Regions from separate parts of the Homo sapiens genome. Here region 1 is linked to region 2. Evidence: read pairs that join two places in POLR2A ChIA-PET (ENCODE). Cell type or tissue: A673. All regions are shown on one strand. Links, peaks and the distances in the headings refer to the core of each region. The heading gives the core; the rest is flanking DNA. Region 1 overlaps MAGI1 (membrane associated guanylate kinase, WW and PDZ domain containing 1). Region 2 overlaps LOC107986094 (a long non-coding RNA gene).

Region 1 (5,384 bases), core at 296-5,295, 320 kb before region 2:
TGTTTTTATTTCTCTTGGCTGTATACTGAGGGAATCATTTGGTCATATCATAAATTTAACTTTTTGAGAAACTGCCAGACTGTTTTCCAAAGTGGCTAAACCATTTTATATTAGCATACAGGACACTTCCAATTATCAACATCGTTACTTACTTGTCCTTTTGATTATAGCCATTTTAGTGGGTATGAATGGGATGTCATTGTGGTTTTGATTTGTTGAGCATCTTCCCATATGCTTGTTGGCCATCTGTGTATTGTCTTTGGAGAAATGCCTATTGAATTCCTTTGCCTATTTTTAATTGGATTATTTGTCTTTTTATTGTTTAGTTGTAGAAGTTTTTCACATATTCTGGATACAAGGACCTTATCAGATAAATGCTTCACCAGTATTTTTTTTCTTTCCATGGGTGTCTTTTCACTAACTTGGTGATATTGTTTTCAGCACAAAAGTTTTAAATTTTAATACACTCTAATCTGTCTAATTTCTGTTTTTTTTTTATTTGTGCTTTTGGTGTCACCCAGGATAAAAAAGATTTACTGCTTTTTTATCTTACTCTTAAAAGAGTTTTATAATTTTAGGTCCATGGTGCATTTTGAATTAATCTTTGTGTTTGGTGTGGAGGTGGGGGTCCAACTTCATTCTTTTGCATGTGGATATCCAGTTGTCCCAACACTGTTGAATTTTCTACTTTTGTTTTTTAATTTATTTCATTTTAACTTTTACAGCATCATGCATAGAAAGCATAATTAATTTCTGTCTCTCTTATTCTCTAATAAATGCATTTAAGGCTATAATTTCCTTCTGTGTGGGCATATGGGTACATCCTGCAGATTTTATTATGAATTTTTGCTTTCCCTTTGACTGTTAATGGCTGTTCTTACTACATTTTAGTCAGTGAATGTGGCCTGTGTTATGTGAGTTCATATTTTATCCAAAGGACATTTCTATTAAAAAAACAAACAAACTATAAAACCCCTTTCTGACCCCATGGATATATTCTGCCTCTTTATTATATCCAACAGAGCTATATGCTTGGTATGTGCTCAATAAATATTTGTGGAAAAACATATGCAGAGCAAGCATTTAGAGGGAATCCACACCTAAGAGTTAGCGTGTTGATGTGCCAGTAATAATACTTAGTCAGCACTTTCTCTGTGCCGGGAACTCAGATCTAAGTACCATGCCCTCTATTCACCCAGTTAGTCTTCATCACAGTTCCATGAGGCAGGAACTCCTTTTACTCTCATTTTACAGGTGAAAAAGTAGAGTCATTGTAAGGTCAAGTTTGCCCAGTGGTTCACACTGAGAAAGCCAGAGGTGGGGTTTTGAACTGGTCTAGCCCCAGATCCCACTCTCATAACCAGTATGTTCTACTGCCTCGCAAGTGGTCACTTTTCCACAGCATTTATTGTGATTCCTAAACATTTCTCTAATTACTTTCAATGTGTTCAGTGAGAGAAACTCTTGGCCTTTTTCTCACAGTTATTTCTCAAAAATTGCCAGTAAAGAAGTGTCTACATTTCACTGCCTCTCTAAACTGTGCTCTCAAGGCACTGCAGCCATAGCTTGCCCTTGGCTCTATAAGCCAGGCGCCCATGAAGCTGGCTAGCCCAGGACCTACTGGTTTTAATTTTGTGTGTGCGACAAAAGAGACTTTAAAAGAAATGCAACTAAGCATCTCTCCTGGCTTCTGCTGGAGACCACACAAGCTGGGAGAGCCTTGGTTTTTGAGATTGAGTGTGTCAAGATACTACACCTCTGAGAAAAACCAAGTAGATTTTCATGGACTCTTTTTCCTGTGCTTCTCTTGCACATAGAGAAACCTGGTCTTTGGAGCTCTGATTGAAAATAATTTGTTATTATTAGGGATATTTCCTAACCAAAATGACGGCTATTTTTCTTTCCCTATTGAAGACTGGAAAGCTACATCCTTGAATACTTATTGAATAAAAGTTCCCTTCTTTCTCTCATAAAAAGAATGCCTTTTGTATTTTTGTTCCCTTCAGGGAAGTCTCTATGCAGATTCCTTGCAAAAGAGCAATTTAATTTGTACTGTACAATCATTTTCTTGTGGAAAACTAATAAAATACAAATTCCATTTTTCAGCATTAGCTTGTGGCAAAAGGCTTTTGAAAGTTTTATGTAGTATCTGCTTTTCTTTTTCCATTTTTAAAAATAATGATTGAGAGGAAAAGTGATGTAAATGCTCGTATGTATTATGTACATGGTTGATAAAGTATTCCCTTAAGTTTATTGTTTCTCTCAAACAAAATAGGTAAGCAAATACTTTGCATGTAACTCTTAAGGCCTTTCACCTTCCTGCAAGTAGATGTGAATCAAGAATGAAGCCAGCGAATCTGTGTTTCTTCCGAGACATCTTACTCGCTTTTTTCTGGCAGGTCCAGGATGTCTAGGGTTCTGGTGTTTGCATTTCACTAATTGAAGCCCTGGGAGCTGTTCCATTTTGCAGGTCCCCTCAGTAGTAGAAGATGAACACTTTCATTTGGTTGAGATGTTTTATATAGAAACAATCATAATAGTAGCAGTAGTGATAGGTGACATTTAGTGAGCACCTGTTATGTATGGTGAACTGTACCAAGCACTTTGTATGTGTGATCTGTATAACAAGTAGAGAGTTTTTGTTCCATTTTGTACACCAGGGGAAACAGGCAAGTAATTATCTACAGTCACACAGCTGGAAAATGGAAAGATGGAGTTGGAACCTAGTGAGTCTGACTCCAGTATTGAGTCTTTTGACCACAGTGAGTGACTAGAAGGAAAAGGGGCCTTAGACATGCTGTCCTTCCACACCCTGGATTTTTCAGATGGACATGCCTAGGTTTACTGAGTAGCAAATATGAAGGAACAACATTTATTTTCTCATCTGCTATGAAATCCAGCCGATACTGCATTCGAAGGAAAGATCTGTGCTGCCTTGTTATCTAAATGGCCCACTGCCCTCTCACCTTTCTCCCGCACCCGTAAAGCCTGCTTTGCCATCCTATGATCCACCCATTTGTAATCTAGCTTCTGCATTGCCTCCCCCAACATACCCCAGAAAGAGGTATGCCCTTGCTTCCTTTCCCCTCTTGCCCTATTTTCTTGGCATTCTTCCTCTCAGAACATCTTGCAGCCCCTTTATCTCCTCCTGTCCAAGTTGTAGTAATGAATTCTTGGAGGATGCTTGCACGTGACTCTGTAGCACCTGGATTATGAGAAGGAAGGCAGTGGATAGCGTCCTTTCTTTGACAGTCTGGAGGCATTCACTCTCTTGCTACAAGGTGTAGCTTCAGCAATGACTGACCATTTGAAAATAGAGAAAACTTACCTTTCCAAAGCTAGAGGTCTCTCAATAAAGTTTTCTCACTAAGGTGGATGAAGAGGAAGGATCCCTCAAAAGAAACAGGGTGGAGGTGATACCGCCGGCTCTTAGAGAATCTTTTAAAGAGGCAGCTTTGCCAACCATCTGCACCAGAGGCCAGCCTCCCCCTATCCACTATCCTATCACTCCTTAAAAACAGTGAGTTTTAATGACATAGAGGTGAGCAGTAGAGAAGCAGCTTGATTCTGAGTCAGATTGTACCTTTGATTCTTGAAGTGTCAATTCCTTGAAAGTGGATCCTTCAAATTCATTTTCTAAGCCACTCCATCGTCTTTATTTTAACTCCAAAGGAAGACAATTATTTCAAACATAAGAGTTATTATCTATTGGAATTCCTTCCAAAGTTGGGGAAGAGGCAGAAAGGCAGAAGTCAGTTTCATCAGAAGGGACTTCTGTCCCTTGCTCTTGGGAAGTCAGGGTTGTATCCCTAACCAAGAAAGGGAGTCACGCCCCTTCCCTCGCCCTCACCCACCCACTCATGCACTCAGCCTCCAGCATGTCGCAAATGGGGCAACCCTATTTCCCGCCTTTCCATGTCCAGGGGCTCCCACAGGGCCATGCGGGTGATGGGGACCTGACACGCCCCAGCAGGGAGAGGCTCGCTCAGTCCCCGCCCCCTCCGCAGGTGCAGCCCCCTAATCCCCCCGGCCTAGATATCCGGCAGCCTCTAGGAGCCCGGGCTCTGTGATGTAATGCTCTTTTTTCACACTCCCGGCTTAAATACAGATGGAAATTGTTGTCATGTGTTAGAAATGTCGCCAGTAATATAAAAGGCGCAAGCCTGGGCATCTTCTCTCCCTTCTCGCACCATCAGCTGCTCCTGCTGCCAGCACCTCTTCCCTCGAAAAACCGCTCTGTGGTCAGGTGGCCGAGGCGCCCCCAGCTCTCCCAGGAAGGGGTTCGGTCCCACCCCCCCCCCACCCCCGCCTCTCTTTACAGCCGCTGCAGAGCCAAGGACCAGCGTGGTGGGAGGCGGTTTCAGGCTCACAAAGGGAAGGATTAATCTTGGCGATTGGGCTGGGGTTTGCAGGCAAGTACAAGTGGTCCATGATCTCCTCTCGCCACCCCTCCACCGCCCCCTGCCCACCTCTGGATTCGAACGCTCCGCTGCCGGAGGAAGCCTGGGGACAGGCAGGCGGCGGCAGAGGCTCCCTGCCACCGGAGGTTTGAGCTTGGGTTGTGGGAATATCCATGGAGGTGAAGATGCCGTGTGTGGTGTGTGGACCAGGGAGGAGGGGCGGGGAGAAACCCGGCCAGCTTGGGAGGGCCAGATGGCTGCGGCTGCGTTTTAATTCACCAGGCAGGCCCGTTTGGCCAGGCTGGGAGGAAGGGGGAGGGGGGAGAAAAAAAAATCAGAGGTCAGTGGATAGGGAGAGGCCGGGCTCTGGAGCAGATGCCTGGCGAACAATGGGGCTTTTGAAGGGGATGCTGGAGGAAGTGTGGCGCGCGCTTTGTATTGCCTCCTCCGCATTGCAGGTTGGAATCGGGCAGCTAAATTTTAATGAAGTGCATTCCAAAGTGTGCTCGTCAGCCCGGGCTTTTGGAGCGAGGGGCTCGGCTGAATGGGGACTGGGGGTGGGAGGGGGAGGGGGCCGGCGAAATGAGTTCCTGATGGATGGTAAAGGAGGAGATGAAAGCCTGCTCAGTGTGGAGGGCAGGGGAAGGGAGGGGGGAAAAATCAGTACGTCCCCGTGCATATTAATAGGCTCCAGCAGGTGTTGGTAAATGTATGTTGCTGCATTGTTCCGGCGCCCAGGCTGGGGAAGGCAGGGGAGAGGGAGAGCTGCTTCCCCGGGCAGCGCGGTGGGCAAATGCCTTTGCACTTTGGAGGGCTTTGTAAGCTCTCGGGGAAAATTAGAAACGGAAGGGCTGCGATTCTCCTCTGTCCGTTTTCCTATTTCTAAAAGGAAGAATGTACATGCGGAAGGCTTTTTAAGTTTGCTTCCTGGAAATTAACATTTGTATGTTAGAGCACTGTGTTATCTAGGTAAGAGATGTATGT
Region 2 (5,384 bases), core at 261-5,260:
GAGAAAAAGAGAAGGAATTCTAGGAAGGGAGAAGAGCATAAGGACAGAGAGAAGTAGAATGACTTCAGGGCTCTCTCTCTTAATCTCTGAGTCTCTTGATCTCCACATCTATCTAATTTCTATTTCCATTATGATTGCTATTTCTATCATCTCTAGAGAAACAGCTAATGGAGAGAAATATATAGATCTAAATATATGAAAGAGTGAGCTAGGGAGAATGGGGGAAGGGAATGGATGAATGGGGGTAGAGAAACTGACTTGACTCCATAGAAAAGTTCTAAATGAAACTCTAAATTGTCAACTGTTAATGGCAGCATCTTACTTGATACAGAAAAGTATTTGAGCATGCAGTGGACATATGCCATTTTATTTGATTGCCCAGTATCCATGCCCTGTCTTATTTATGCACAATATCCTATTATGTGTAGTTCTTTTTGGAAAACTGAAGGAGGCTGTCAAAACAGATCCTGAGACAGATGTTTGCCTGCAGGTGGTTCGCTGGGGAGTACTCTTAGGAACAACACAGGTAGGGGAGTGAGGAAAGCTGGATGGGGCAGAGGGTGAAGTTGAACTGTAATGTAGTTTGCATAAAGGCCTCAGTCAACTCCACAAGGAGCTCTGAGACTAAGATGGCTCTTCAGAGATATCCCAAATTGAGGCACAGTTTGCAGGCATTTGTATTCCTTTATCAACTGTCAGAGGCATTAGAATCAGAGGGGAATCCATCTTCAGTGAGGGCTAGGAAAAATGAGGCTGGGGCTTGCGGGAATGCATTCACAGAAAGTGAGGTATTCCTAGCCTCTAGATGTTTATGATTAAGGGAACAGATTGATAATGTTTACTAAACAGACCCAGACTCAGGAAAGTCCTGATATCCCAATACCTTGAGAACAGAAGCATTCCTAATTTTGCTTTAAAGATAATAATATCGATTCTTGCAAAATATAGTAATAAAATAAATTCTTTATCACAAACCCTTGTAGCAGAGCACTTATCCCCATGACTTTTTGTTGTTGTTGTTGTTGTTATCATGTATATAAACAAGCATTGTACCTAGACTGGGTGCGTTCTTCCTGTTACAATCGGGAACACCCTACTCTGTCTATGGAGCAGCTGTTCTTTCACCACTTTGCTTTCTTAATAAATTTGCTTTCGCTTTGCACTTTGGACTCGCCCTGAATTCTTTCTTGCATGAGATCCAAGAACCTTCTCCTGGGATCTGGATCAGGACCGCTTTCCAGTAACATACCCAGGCATTGAATGCAGGCTGCCCCCAGTACAGAGTGTACCCTTGGGTGAGGCAGCTTCTCCCAGTGGAGGACAATTCCAGGGGAGGGATTTATCTGGGAACCATCAGCAGGCAATATCCCCAGCAGCTGGGGGAATTGAGAGCCTGGGTCTTGAGAGATCTGTCAGTGTACCACAGCATCCCCACCAAGGGTCAGCTTCCCCTTCTCCATGTTGCCTGCCTGCTGGGTTAAGGGCACATGAGCTAGGTTTGGCCCATCAGATTCTCTCACCAAGGACTTTATCTTGAGTAGATGACACAAAGATGAAAGATCCAATAACATTCACTTAGGCAGCAGTAGTAGGCACGGTTATCTTTTCAGTTTTGTGGCAGTAGTAGCTGGCCAAAATATTCCTGAAACACAGCTTTTGCCAGTGTCCTGTGGTTCCTTAATATTTTCTAATCCTTGGTCTTAAATCTCTGGTTGATGCTGTGAGTCTTTTCTTTCTTTCTGGTAAACTTCATTTTATCTTTAGATATTGAAGCTTGGTTTTGGTTTCTTAAAACTAAGGAACTCTGATAAAGGGAATAAATGACAAAAGAGAAAAGGAAAGAACATTAAATTTTAGAATAATGCTTATTACCTATGCTAGTATGAGTACAAAGAAGGTATCATACCTTTTAATAGACTATGACAGTGGTAATAGTAATTTGATTATTATTTTCCTTCAAGAGTTTCATTTTTTAACCCCAGAGAAGGGTATATATATATATATATATATACAGAATCTTATCTCTTTTGACAGGCTGCTTGGCAAAGAGATACTCTCCATTATATATACTTCTTTTGCATCATATTCTCAAGCTTGTTTGTAAAAATGAATGAGTTTGCAGAAGACAGATCTCACTAAACAGGTTAATTAGTTGAGAAAAATGAGAAGCCACTACTGGGCATTTTAAAATCACTTACAGGGCCAAGGTGGGTGAAGTCAATTAAGAAGTACAAAAATTCACTAAGACTACGGTGGCAATTCTTTTAAGGCCCCTTTGGATAATGCAGAGTTCAAGGCTGAAGAGTATGTGTGCAGAACATAAGGTGAGATGGAGATGCCAGTAAGGTGTATAGCAGATACCCAGAGGCAACAGCCTCCAGAAATCATTCCAAGAAGTGGAACAGGAGGGTGAGAAGTAGGAAGGTAGTTTAAGTATTAATGACAGCATGTTTAGGGTGTTGAAATCTTTGACTAATAGCTTAATAAATCATGGATTAATAGTGAGATTTCCAGTAGGAAAATCAAAGTTCTCAACCAATTTACTTACATGTAGATAGAGTGCTCCCTGGGTTAGGTCATTAAAACTTCGTCAGAATGTACTTAGTAAAGCAAGTGGTACTAAACATGAGGCTAAATTGCCTTGCCTTGTTGACCGGATTCAAAGCAAATCAGCTCAAGTGGGTTCCTGCCATCCCTTTTGGAGTGTGCCTGCTGACAGAGGAAATGGATCCCAGCAGGAGCAGATTTCTGAGTATTTAATCTCCCATTGCTACTGTTGCAGCATCCACAGGCTTGAGATGGCTAGGGTAAAAACTGAGATTTCTGTTTTTGGTCTCTTTGAAGCAAGGGAATAAGGAGGAAACCCTAGAAGAAGGTACTAAGCTTTCTCTTTTGGGGAGGTGGTGTTGCAAGATGTTGGGTTTTGGAGGAGGAAACACATGTTCTTTGGGATGGGTGGTCAGAGAAAGGCTCATTTACGAGGTAGTATCTAGGTTGTGACCAGTAAGATCAGAAGGAGGAAGCCGTAGAAGGACACCAAGAGTGAGGCTGGGAGAAGTGAGGAAGGATGTTCCAGGAAGAAGGGACAGAGCATTGCAAATACTCTGGGGGAGGAAAGAGCTTGGAATCTTTGAGGAAGTGAAGGGTGACCAATGTGGCTGGAATTAGAGGGTGAAGATTATGGTGGGGAGTGGGGTATTTGGTACCGAGACCCAGGTAGAGAGGTAGGAAGGGGCCCATTATTTTGGCTAGCTGGATCATGATATTATACAAAGCTGGGATTTTGTTTGACGTGCAACAGGAAGCCATGGAGGAGTTTTAAGGCAAGGAGTGACATGATCAAATTTCTATTTATAAGATGCCACTGTGGCTTCTACAAGGAGAATATGTTGGAGGAAAACAAAAATGAAATCAGGCAAAATAGTAAAGAGGCAATTACGAAAGTGTAGGGGAGATGTGGTAAGCGTTTGATCTAGGGAGGTGGCCAATTGTTGTCAACAGAAGCCGACGGATTAAGGGTATAGTTAGGAGGCAGAAAAAGAAGATTTAGTGATGAATTGGCTGGTGCAGAGGGATCATTAGAATGAGATAAATCTAGGATAACACCCACATTTCTGTCTTGAGCTACTACTGGTATGTAGCAGTCATTTTCTGGCTTGCCTTCTAGCCATTGGCCCCGTTTTTAAATTCTGCAATTTTATTCCCTTCACCTCTTGCTAAGTCAAGATCTCAGGCACTGCTCTTCTTGTCACCCTCATGCCTGCTTGGTGGTCAGAGAAAAAAAAACAGCTCCTCTCATGAGTGAGTTGTGTCTCTTGTCAATAGAATTAAAAAACAGAGCTCCTTCTCGGGTATCAGCACCACGCGACTAGCCTCTCTCACATGCAGTGCTGGATCCTTGAGTGATTTAGAATCAGCATTTCTTACTCAGCCTTGATATGAATGCATTGCCTGTTGATTATCTCAGACACAACTTATTACCCTGAATTTAAGACTCCTTCAGCGCTGTTTCAATTAATGTGGTGGTGAGTGTGAACATTAGAATGGCCAAGCACAGCCAGGATTTAATTGATTTAATTTGCATATCTTATTCTGAAAGAATTATATGTTGTAAATTCACCCACTGGCAGGACCTGACCACTGCTACCTTCTTTGTGAATACAAAATTAGCTTCTCTGAAGGTTTCCCTAACCCTGGTTGTCTTTAGATCACTTAAGACCTTTAATGTTCGTTCCATCTTTTTAGAGAAGAGTACAGAACCCTCTTGGGAAATAAATGCCAGTTTGGGGGAAGGCTGTGAGTATGACTACATTGCTTATAAGAGGAGCATGTGCACTGAGAATAGTGTCATTTTGGAGCCATCTGCAAGGGATCTTTTGGGGACTCTGGTTTTGGGAGCTGAAGTCAGAGCAGATGCTTCTCTGATGGAGACTAGGTTGGGAAAAGGAGTTATTGTATCTTTCTAGGCCAAGACACATTTCCCAGAAATCTTTCTGGGTACTGTTAGAAGTTTTATTATAAAAAATGTGTAAAAGACAAGCTAATGGAAATCTTATATTGCATACATACCTGTGTATGCAATATATTTAAATATGTTATACACATGAACACCCACACAAATAGCTATACATCTGGTAATCACCAAGTATGCATCAGTACACCTGTACCAGTTGATGACATATTGAAATATTTTCATTGCACTTGGTAAATAGATGCTGCCCCTGAGTACCCCTCTGGCTACCTGCTGTACCCTCTGGGGCTCCCCTTGATCTGCTTGATGTGTCCAAGTGGAAACACTTGGCTCTTGAAGGATGCCTCCAGGCCTCTGTCCTGATTCTACAGCCAGAGTCCTTTCTGATGAGTCTGTGAATTTACAGGTTGTTAGCCATTTTGAATACCACCTGTGTGCATGTGTGTAAATGTTTGGGATTTGACCTCATGTTGAAATTTCTTTCATTAATTCATTTGCACACTGAGGCTGACGAGGCTGATTTCTTTCATTAATTCATCTGCACAGTGAGGCTTGCCTACTATATGCAAGATACTTTGCTAATTTCAGGGGATATGAAGTTGAGTTAAATAGTCCCTGCGCTCAAGGAGTTTAGTCCAGGAGTGGAGACTGACACATCAATGTGTAAGTGTCATGACAGAGATAAGCAAACAGAATCACAGGATTGTTGGGGGCTCCTAATCCAGCATGGGATTATGGTGATATAAGTAGTCAGGGAAAACTCCTTGGAGGGAGGATAATTGAGCTGAGTCTTACAGGATGAGTGGGGATTACCCTTATGAAGGGGTGGGGGTGAGGCAGGGTGTCCACTGAGATTCACTGGCAGGGAGTGTCCAGAGGAGTGGGAGAAGAGGGTGAGGCAAGAACAGGGAAG

What was found. Peaks named below come from ENCODE experiments on the same cell type or tissue, not always from the same donor. Only the 100,000 strongest peaks of a DNase experiment are listed, where the experiment ranks them.
Region 1: POLR2A ChIA-PET joins it to region 2 with 8 read pairs; 1 of 35 experiments calls an interaction of 5 or more read pairs at or near these places.

The regions. Positions count from the first base shown.
Region 1 is chr3:65,596,843-65,602,226 of GRCh38, reverse strand. All of the region lies in intron 2 of MAGI1 (membrane associated guanylate kinase, WW and PDZ domain containing 1), which reads left to right. Among named protein-coding and RNA genes, the nearest start is that of MAGI1-AS1, 290 kb to the left of the region's middle. RefSeq lists an enhancer at 3,722-4,273. In A673, for the core only: no CTCF peak of the experiment used is centred there; no DNase peak of the experiment used is centred there; H3K4me3 peaks cover 346 bases.
Region 2 is chr3:65,275,313-65,280,696 of GRCh38, reverse strand. The region is part of intron 3 of LOC107986094 (a long non-coding RNA gene); the gene reads left to right. Among named protein-coding and RNA genes, the nearest start is that of LINC02040, 100 kb to the right of the region's middle. In A673, for the core only: no CTCF peak of the experiment used is centred there; a DNase peak (open chromatin) is centred at 2,696; H3K27me3 peaks cover 2,901 bases.